Linked DNA regions of Homo sapiens: region 2 is linked to region 1. A link is a contact called in ENCODE Hi-C data. All regions are on one chromosome and are shown on one strand. The core of a region is the stretch at or near the end of the contact, and the rest is flanking DNA. Distances in the headings are between cores, read along the strand shown.

Region 1 (4,322 bases), core at 1,438-3,937:
CTATAGCTACACAGCTAATCAGTGGCAAAGGTGAGATGTGAACCTAAGTAAGCTGTCAGAAGTCTATGGTCTTAATACAACATTCAAAGAGGCAATACAAAAGGGATTCTGGTTATCCTAAGAATATGGACAAGGCATAACTATGTCAAAAAGAACACTTTCCCAGGATTCAGAAACACAGATTCTAGTCTAGGATTTGCAACCCTGATTATAGTTTAGTTCGCTTTACCTCTCTAGATCAAAATTTTCCCACCTATACAGAATGATAGGGTTAGACTACATCACTAAGATGCCACCTTACTAAACTGTGAAGGCAAAAGTTTAATACAAATACAGAACAATGGCAACCTAAACAGAGAGAAGGGAATTCACATTTATGCCAGGAACTGCATAAAAGGTATGGTACACACATTATCTCAAGTCCACACCAAACTTGGCAAGAAAGGTATTAGCACCATGATAAATGGGGAAATTGAGGCTCAAAGAGGTGAGGTAAATTCACCTCACCACAGCAGTATGTGACAAAACTGAAGTTTGAATCAAGGCCTATATGGTAGGCTCTTTATTCCATATTGCCTCCTGAAGTAAATCATATTTAGAATTTTCACCACCTTTCTACCTCTGAAAAGTTAGGATATTCCCGAACCTATTTCGTACAATCAGTCAAAATACTATGGAGCAAGGATTAAGTCTTACGAAGACGAACAGACCAATGCTTATTCCCCTTTCTCAATTTGTAAAATAGCCTAACTAGTTTATAAAGAAGGGTCATCAAGTACCTCTTTTCAAAACATCATCTCTTAATCTGTGTACATTAGCAATAAAAAGCCCTGTAATTCAATAAATGTCCAAAAATGTACTCAACATTAGATATACAATATGAAGAAAAACTCCAGTTCCATTTTTATGACTCTTGAGTTATCCAACAAACTGCGTTAGTCCAGAAATCAGTTTGTATTGCACAGATCAAGACTCTTCCAGAGTTAGCATAGGTATGAAGAGCAGTCTACTTCTTTTCATCCCTTTCATACAGTAATACCTCTAATGCAACTAAGCATCTACTATACATTCAATGTTACTGGTGTTATTGAAAATTATTTTCTAACAGTGATAAGGCAACTATACTTGCACTCTGAATATAAGTGCCATAAAAAAGAAAAAGATTGGTTCTATTACTTCATGGATTATAAAAAAAACTTCAGCATTTTACTTAATAATAATGACAAGGTTCTGCATTGGTAATTAATAGTAGCCAAGCGTTTATGGTATACCAAGCAGTGTGCTTCACCTTTTGGAGAAACTATCTCATTTGTTCTTCATAAGCATTCAGTAAATCTATGTAATACCTCTGAGGTTGTAAAGAATCTCCTCAGATTACAGGTGGAGAAATTGAGACATGAAAACATTAGAAAGTAGGGGAGCCAGAAATGAAAATCAGGCAGCTGACTCCAGAGCCAGCATAACTCTTAGAAACTATGCTTTGGTGCCTTAGAGTATGTATTACACCCATTTCAGAGATAAGGAAAATGAAGAAAAAGTTTAGCCTCTTACCCATTGTCAAGTAAATGGAAAAATCAGCATTCAGATACTGGTGTTCTGACCTAATCCAGTGTCATTTCCCATTATGTTATGCTGTCTCTTTAATATTAAAACCTTCTACTTGCGTAAGATGTCTGGCTTACAAACAATATCACATTAAAATTTGGAAATATCCTGTAAAGGATGCACTGTTCTCAATTTACAGATGATGAAATGATCACAAGATTGGGCAATGAGATATGGCGTTTTTAGAGAAATGAAATTCTGCCTTGAGATCTTGCTCAATCCAATTTGAAATTCCAATCTAAAAACCAAAATGTCTTCTACACATAAGGCGCAAGGGTCAATTTTAATTCTGGTACGTCTGTCTTTGATCACCTTAGCAAATTTCCATCACCTCTTGGAGCAACTGATGGTTTGATTTGTACTAGAGTTTTCGTGGGTATTTTATCTCGCTTTCGAGTATTGGGGTTTCTTTTGTGTAGAGGGTGTCAGCCTACCTTGCACGTAGTAGTAGTTACTCAACAAACAGCCGAAGGCTGGAATGAATACCGTATACAGGTTAGACATTGGAGAAACGACGAATACCTGTTAGCCCTCGATCAAGTGCAGGGGGTCGATATTCACCACTCAGATGCCCCAGGGAGTACCGTCCTAGCCAATGTCCCTCTTTTCTTTCCGATAATTTGTATCGGAAAGAAGCATTTAGCAGTCTCAATGAATGAAAAAAAACTGAAGGCGCCCCAGTAAGAGTACGAAAAGAAAAGGAGTAATTAGAGAAGTGAATGACCAAGAAGGGCCTGGACAGCTGGGGGTGAGGGTGACAGGGGAAAGGGTGTGGACAGCTGGGTGTGGGGGTGACTGGGGAAAGGGATGCCCAGGAGTGGGCCGCTCCCTAGTCAAAGGAGGGGGCGCGGGAGGGAGTGAGAAAAAAATGACGTGTCTTTTTGGACCGGCAACAGCTACGGAGGTTGGCCGCGGCATTGCCCGCATCCCTATCCTCCACCCGTCCCTGGCGAGTCACTCACCCAGAAGCCAGGCTACGTAGGGCCGCCCCCAAGGCCGCCGAGTTTCGATTCCTTAGTGTTTGGAAACGGACCGAAAACAAACCGGGTCGCCAGGGGTCACCACGGGCTTCCGGTTTCTTCGAAGACACCGCCGCTTCCACAGCGAAGGGAGCTGCTCCGGGCACGTCGCGGAGGGAGTCCCATTTCTTCTGACTCGGCAGGAGCCCGGGACGTTCTGGAAGGAGGGACGAGCCGAGGCAGGAGGGGCCGGGCCGACGCGAGAGAAGGCCCGTTACCCAGCAATACGCGCGCGAGACCCAGGCCCGCCGTCGGGACCAGCACGGGCCGGAGGGAGGGGAAGCACTCCGGAAAGTGATTGGAAGTGTGGATGAGCTCTCAGCCGGAAAAGGGGCTGCCGCTGTCCGCGGGCTCGGCGCCAGGGACGCGCGAGGAAACCGGAAGTCAGGCCCGAGGGAGCTGGGAGGGCGTTAGCGAAGCCAGGTTCGGTCGTGGGGGTGGGGAAGTGCAGGAGTGGCGCGCGGCGTACTACATGTCCCGTGAGCCTCCGCGGCGGGACGGGGCGGGGCCGCGGGACGCCAGGAGGCGGAGGCGGAGTGGAGTTAGGTAAGAGCGTTACCAGCCGTCTTGTCTGTTGGGCCGAGGTCCCCCTTCAGGGGCGCCCTCTGGTGCGTCTTTTTCACTCAGTGTCCTTTTGGGGGGTCCCCGGGCCGTGTGGTGCGTGCTGGCTCGGCTCAGTAGCGCTGTTACAGGCTTACGAGCTGACGTGGCTGGGAACTGGGAAGTCTGTTAGAAGCCGTTCCTCTGTAGCCTCTGTTTTCTAAACTACTTGCAAGCCCTCAGGCGATCACTTGAGGCACAAGCTCGACGAATTGCGTAGGGGTCTGTAATTATTCACAAACGACACCACGACTTCTAGCACACTGCTCAATTTATGGAATGAGAGACAGGGAGAAGATGCCAGAGTACTGGAGTTGCGCCCGGCTTCCCTGGAGTTGCCACCACCTTGGTTATTTCTAGATGATAGACCGTCCCTAGCTGTGGAGTCACAAGTAGTTGAATTAATTAGTCATTGAAGGTCGCAGCCAGGTGGAACCCCTGTAACTCTAAGGTATTATTGGTTAAATAAACAAATAAACAAGGAACAATAATTATAGAAAATTTAACGTCACTAACCGCCGATTAGCAATACGGACATTACTCACCACCCCCTTAAAGTAGTATTTTGTCATCTGTCCGCTTAACTATCAGCCCAACTGTCAGCCCAATAGGATGGATTTCACTCAAGGGTTTATATGAAAATTCGTTTTTATTGTTGTTGGTTTTTTTATTGTCTTTTTTGGTTTAGATTTAAGTGAAAATTTATAGCTGTTAGGAACAAAGACCACAAGTTGAAGTTTTATGACATTTCTAAAAATACTTAGAAATCTGTGTTAATGTTATCGTTGAGAAAGGAAACGATTTGCTTCAATTTACTGGGCTGGAGAATGGAAGAGAGCAGTGTTTTTAATATTTTGAGCAAGTATCAGTCCTTAAATTTTTTTATTGCTTCCATGATGCATTTTGAGAATTTTCAATTTAAAACAACCATTAGGTGTATGTTTTTACAAGTAGAGTTTTGAAGAATGCTAGCAAAATTGGTTGAGGCATCACAAGTTATTAGAAATAAAGTGGTAACCTGGTTTTTAATTTGAAGGTGTAGAAATATTTTTGAATCTTCGTTCACAATTTAAAATAATTTAAGAATTGTTGAAAAGG
Region 2 (4,592 bases), core at 2,078-4,577, 2.9 Mb after region 1:
TGCTTTACATTTATTGTGCGTTTTGTTTCTATTATTATTACGTTGTAATATTTAATGAAATAATTATACAACTCACTGTAATGTACAATCAGTGAGAGCCCTGAGCTTGTTTTCCTGCAGTTAGGCAGTCTCATCTGGGGGTGATGGGAGACAGTGACAGATCATCAGGTATTAGATTCTCATAAAGAGTGTGCAACCTAGATCCCTCGCATGCACAGTGCACAACAGGGTTTGAGCTCCGATGAGAATCTAATGCTGCCCTTGATCTGACAGGAGGTGAAGCTCAGGCGGTTATGGGAGCAATTGGGTGTGGCTGTAAATATAGATGAAGCTTCACTGGCTGGCTGCTCACCTCCTGCTGTGTAGCCCCAGTTCCTAATAATTCGTGGCCCAGGAGTTGGGGCCCCCTGCTCTATTTGACTCTTGGGGGGTGGGGAGGAGAAATCCCCTGGAGATACTAGAAGGACAGAAGGAGAGGGTAAATGAGCAAATAGTGAGAGGAAGGCAGCTAAGTTCTAGGCAATCACAGTGGGAAAGTTGAACACTTTTAATCACAGACTTCTTGCCAGAAACTGTTAGTTAAACTTCTGAGCTTTCAGGCTGAACTTGGAAATGACCATATTATCAGGGATAAGTTCTCAGCAATGTCATGGAGAAATCTGTTCAAAAGGTCTTTTCAGGGCCCTGCAGGGTTGCAAGTGTCTCTGAACAACTAGCAGGAGGAAAACAATAACCAATTCCCATTTCCCCACTCCCAGCCCATCGCTCAGACTCAGAGACCTCTGTTTTCTCAAGCCCTATCAAGGATTAGAGAGGTCCAGAGAAGGACAAGAAAATATCCAGGGGTTTCCAGTAGGAGAAAAGGCAATTTCAGAACATTCAGGGAAGGAGATTGTTTGAGCTAAAGAAAAAAAAATAAAATAAAAAATAAAAAATAAATAAATAAATAAATAAATAAATAAATAAATAAATGAAATTGAGAAATGTAACCAAAGGGTGGGATAAAATCCAAATTGGTAGCCAGAAAGTAGGTGAGCTGTGGAAATGAACAGAATCATGATGCGTAAGTATTAAAATGGACCCAAAGTGGCATAGTCACTTTGTCTCTGAAAGCCACTCCACTACGTCCCATTTTAGGCAGAGAGGTTAAAAAGAAAGTCTGGGGGTGGCTCTGTGCTTTGGAATTAAAACAGCATCTGCGATATTATTAGCTGGGCCAAGATATGCAGAAGCTATCAATCTTTCTGCTTGGGGGAATAATTGATTGCCAAAGCGGCCCAGACAAGCTGCTTCTCCCTCCCTGAGGTCTGGCCCTGAGTTCAGCACAATTAACTAAGTGCTTCTGTGCTGGAGAAGGCTGGGAGCACAGTTGGCTCCCTCTTAAGCATGAGGTGCTTAAGGAAGGAGAACTCGGCTTTATACCTGTCCCCAACTGGGACGAACACCATCCACTGATATTTCTTGTGAGTGGAAACACTGAGGGGTGGGACTGGGCTCTTCTTTAGGATTTGGGAGACTGGTGAAGCTTATAAGCACCTTCCCTGAACAATGTTTTTATGAATATAAAATAAATACTAAGGATAACAAAAGAATACAGCTAACAAGATATTTAAAAAAAAATTGGTGATGTACTGATAGTTGTGTGTCTTTATTAAACGTTAATAAGATATAGTGGTGGGTGCAATAACTTAGACTTATGGAAGTAATGAATATTTCAAAATATCTACAATAGCTGTGTGGTATGAAAATATCTGTATAATATGTGCTGAAACTGCTAATTCTTTTTTTTTTTTTTTTTTGAGATAGAGTCTCACTCAGCTGCCCAGGCTAGAGTACAGTGGTGCAATCTCTGCTCAGTGCAACCTCCGCCTCCCAGACTCAAGTGATTCTCCTGCCTCAGCCTCTCAAGTAGCTGGAATTACAGGCACGCATCTACCACACTCGGCTAACCTTTTGTATTTTTAGTAGAGATGGGGTTTTGCCAGGTTGGCCAAGCTGGTCTGGAATGCCTGACCTCAGGTGATCCACCCACCTCGGCCTAACAAAGTGCTGGGATTACAGGTGTGAGCCACTGTGCCCGGCCTGGAACTGTTTTATGGTGGGTTTCTCACCTACATTTATCACAGAAAGAAGTGCTAAGTTTCATTCGGATGTTCGTGAAAATAAATAATTTTTTAATCCAAGTTTATAGATCCCGGACTTCTCTCCATGTGCCTCAGGTTAAGCTTTAAAGGTGTGTGGGATGGGAATTCCTTGCATACTAAGGAAAAGAAGTGCCAGGAGCCTGGGCCTTGTGTGGGGTCAGGAGTGAGAAGGGTGCCCCAGGCCATTCTTGGGGCCCAGGATGCTTGGAGGGTAACACACTCATTGGAAAGAAGTAACACTGCACTGGAAGTAAATTGTAATTTAAAATGACAATGACCCTCTCCCATCAGAGTGAGCTCTACATGAAAATACACATTCACCTTTTTTAATTTAACTGGGCTAGCAGCAAATCCCTCAAACTGCTGGCCTTGAAAGTCCTGAAATCTGGAATGAAGGGAAAGAATTATAGACAGACAGTAACTCCTTTCAGCTCCAAATCCATCCAAATTAATTGTTGTTCATCCCTCTTCCCTGCTGCCACACAGAAACAGACTGCACCACTTCCCCCTCTTTTCCTTGGTTCTTCCTCATCCCATTAGCGTTCTCATATGGGGGTTTGGAATAGATGGCTACTGAGTCCATAGAGCTCACTAACTACGTTGTGAACAATCTAGGACTTTGGGATGGTTTTACTCAGTGACATGATCAGGTTTGTATTTCAGGACAATCACTCTGGCTTTAAGACAGAGAATATGACTCCAAGCCAACCACCATATACCATCTCAGGGCCAACATCCTTGTCCAAGTCACCACCCACTCTTGCCTGGGTTGTTGGAGTAGCTGGTTAACTGGTTCATCTTGTCCTTTCCTGCTGGCCAATTCTAGCCTGCACCTGCTTTTGTATGGTCTGTGAGCTAAAATAACTTGTGGAAATTTGTTTTCCCTCTTGTTATATAAATACCTTCATAATTAGTACCTCGATTTTGCTTCCTGGCCCACAAAGCCTAAAATATTTACTATCTGACCCTTTATAGAAAAAGTTCGCTAACCTCTGCCATGGCATATCAGTCCGATCCAGCCAGGAAACCAGGAACCGTTTGCTCCACTCACATGGGGGGAATTTTACTAGAGAATGGTTTAGCCAAGGGTTATAATAACTGAGGAGACAAACAGAACACAGTGAGGCAGCACAGAGATTAACAACTGCAGGAAGCTGCTACCATCCTGCAGTTGGAGGAATATGGGAGGATGTGGTGTAACTAATCAGGGCCAGGAAGCTGCAGGTGGCCAACAGAACTGAATGATATGCTGCTACGCAAGAGGTGCCACCCAGTGAAGTGGTGGGGGTGGGGGGGGCCTTAGGGGAGAAAATCCTGGGTCCTCACTTCCTCTGACCCCCAATTTCATAGCAATACTTCCTATCGGCTGAAGCTACCTGGAGAGTTATTGTCAAGGGGGCCTAGAAAATGTAGTTCTCTGAAATACAGAACACAGCAAGAGAAGGAGCAGGCAGGAAATTGATATTAGAACAAACAGGCAAATGGGCAGCTCACTTAAAAACTGAGGATAACACTTGGCTTTCAAATGTTCTCTAAGAGCTGGAGATGATTTAAGTAAGGGCTCTGTGTTTCATTCCTGGAGCAGAGCAGTTAATGTTATTATCCTCATTATTACTATTATTAGTTAACTTCTACCCTGCACTTGGGTTCCCTGTATTGAGTTGTCCAAGCTAAGCATGATGTTGTGGCAGAAGATGGAACTGTAATTGACCTGATTTACCCAGAAATTGTGAGGAATGGAATGAAACTGGACCACATTTATAACTTCCACACATATGGGGCTGGGCCCAGGAACGTGCACCAACCTCCATCTCCCATCCAATGAAATCATTTCACATCACTTATTACAGTCCAGAAGGATCGTGAGATTAGGAGTTTGCTGTTGCAAAATGCACTCAGAGATGCTTTGTGCTAGTGGGGACTTTTTTTTTCTAGAAGTGTGTTTGTATGTTGTTAGGAGAGACACACTTCTGTCCACCCATGCATGCTTCTTCCTTTTTTATAATTGTTTGCTGTGCCAACCTGTAAAACCACAAGCATAACAGCTTAGTTTAACAAGCTTCCTCTTTTAAATGCCAGCCAATGAAATCAATGATGGGTGTAATAAGATGAAGAATGTAGCCAGTAGGGAAAGTTTCTGCCATCTTAAATGTCATACACAGAGATGAAAAGATGCACAGACTGAACGTGCATCACCAGCTCAGGACGGCCACCCAAGAAGAACCTTGGGAACTGGTTTTTTGGTAAATTAACCCCTCTGATTACTCCTGGTTTAACTCCTTGCCATTTGAGCACTAAAACCCCAAGCCTAAAAGACTTTAGAAGTTTTAGGTTTACAGAGAAATATGTGTCTTCTTCAGCTGCCCCTAGAGGTTTATTTCACCTCACTCTGCCTCTCTCGACTTATCTGTTAGGGTTCAGGCATGGTGTGGATGGCAGCAACAAATA

The links. A loop is a pair of places that touch in the nucleus more often than their neighbours do. Pooled maps may share reads with other maps.
Region 2: a map of naive thymus-derived CD4-positive, alpha-beta T cell shows a loop between it and region 1 (6-fold over the local background). The contact joins the enhancer-like site here to the promoter of ZCWPW2 in region 1. A Hi-C loop is called at or near these places in 2 of 168 maps with a recorded cell type or tissue (B cell and naive thymus-derived CD4-positive, alpha-beta T cell) and 8 of 50 pooled maps.

What each region holds. Positions count from the first base shown.
Region 1 is chr3:28,346,034-28,350,355 of GRCh38, forward strand. ZCWPW2 (zinc finger CW-type and PWWP domain containing 2) reads left to right here and starts at 2,688. Exons shown (of 10, transcript NM_001040432.4): 1 at 2,688-3,170. AZI2 (5-azacytidine induced 2) reads right to left here and starts at 2,791. Exons shown (of 8, transcript NM_022461.5): 1 at 2,568-2,791. RefSeq lists enhancers at 2,658-2,717, 2,905-3,885, 2,985-3,279, 3,318-3,397.
Region 2 is chr3:31,223,189-31,227,780 of GRCh38, forward strand. No RefSeq gene overlaps it. Among named protein-coding and RNA genes, the nearest start is that of MIR466, 64 kb to the left of the region's middle. RefSeq lists an enhancer at 3,994-4,083. Within about 2 kb of position 3,328, at least 7 of the 41 ENCODE cell types and tissues checked have a DNase peak (open chromatin) inside an H3K27ac peak, as active enhancers do; they include B cell, where a contact is called at or near this core.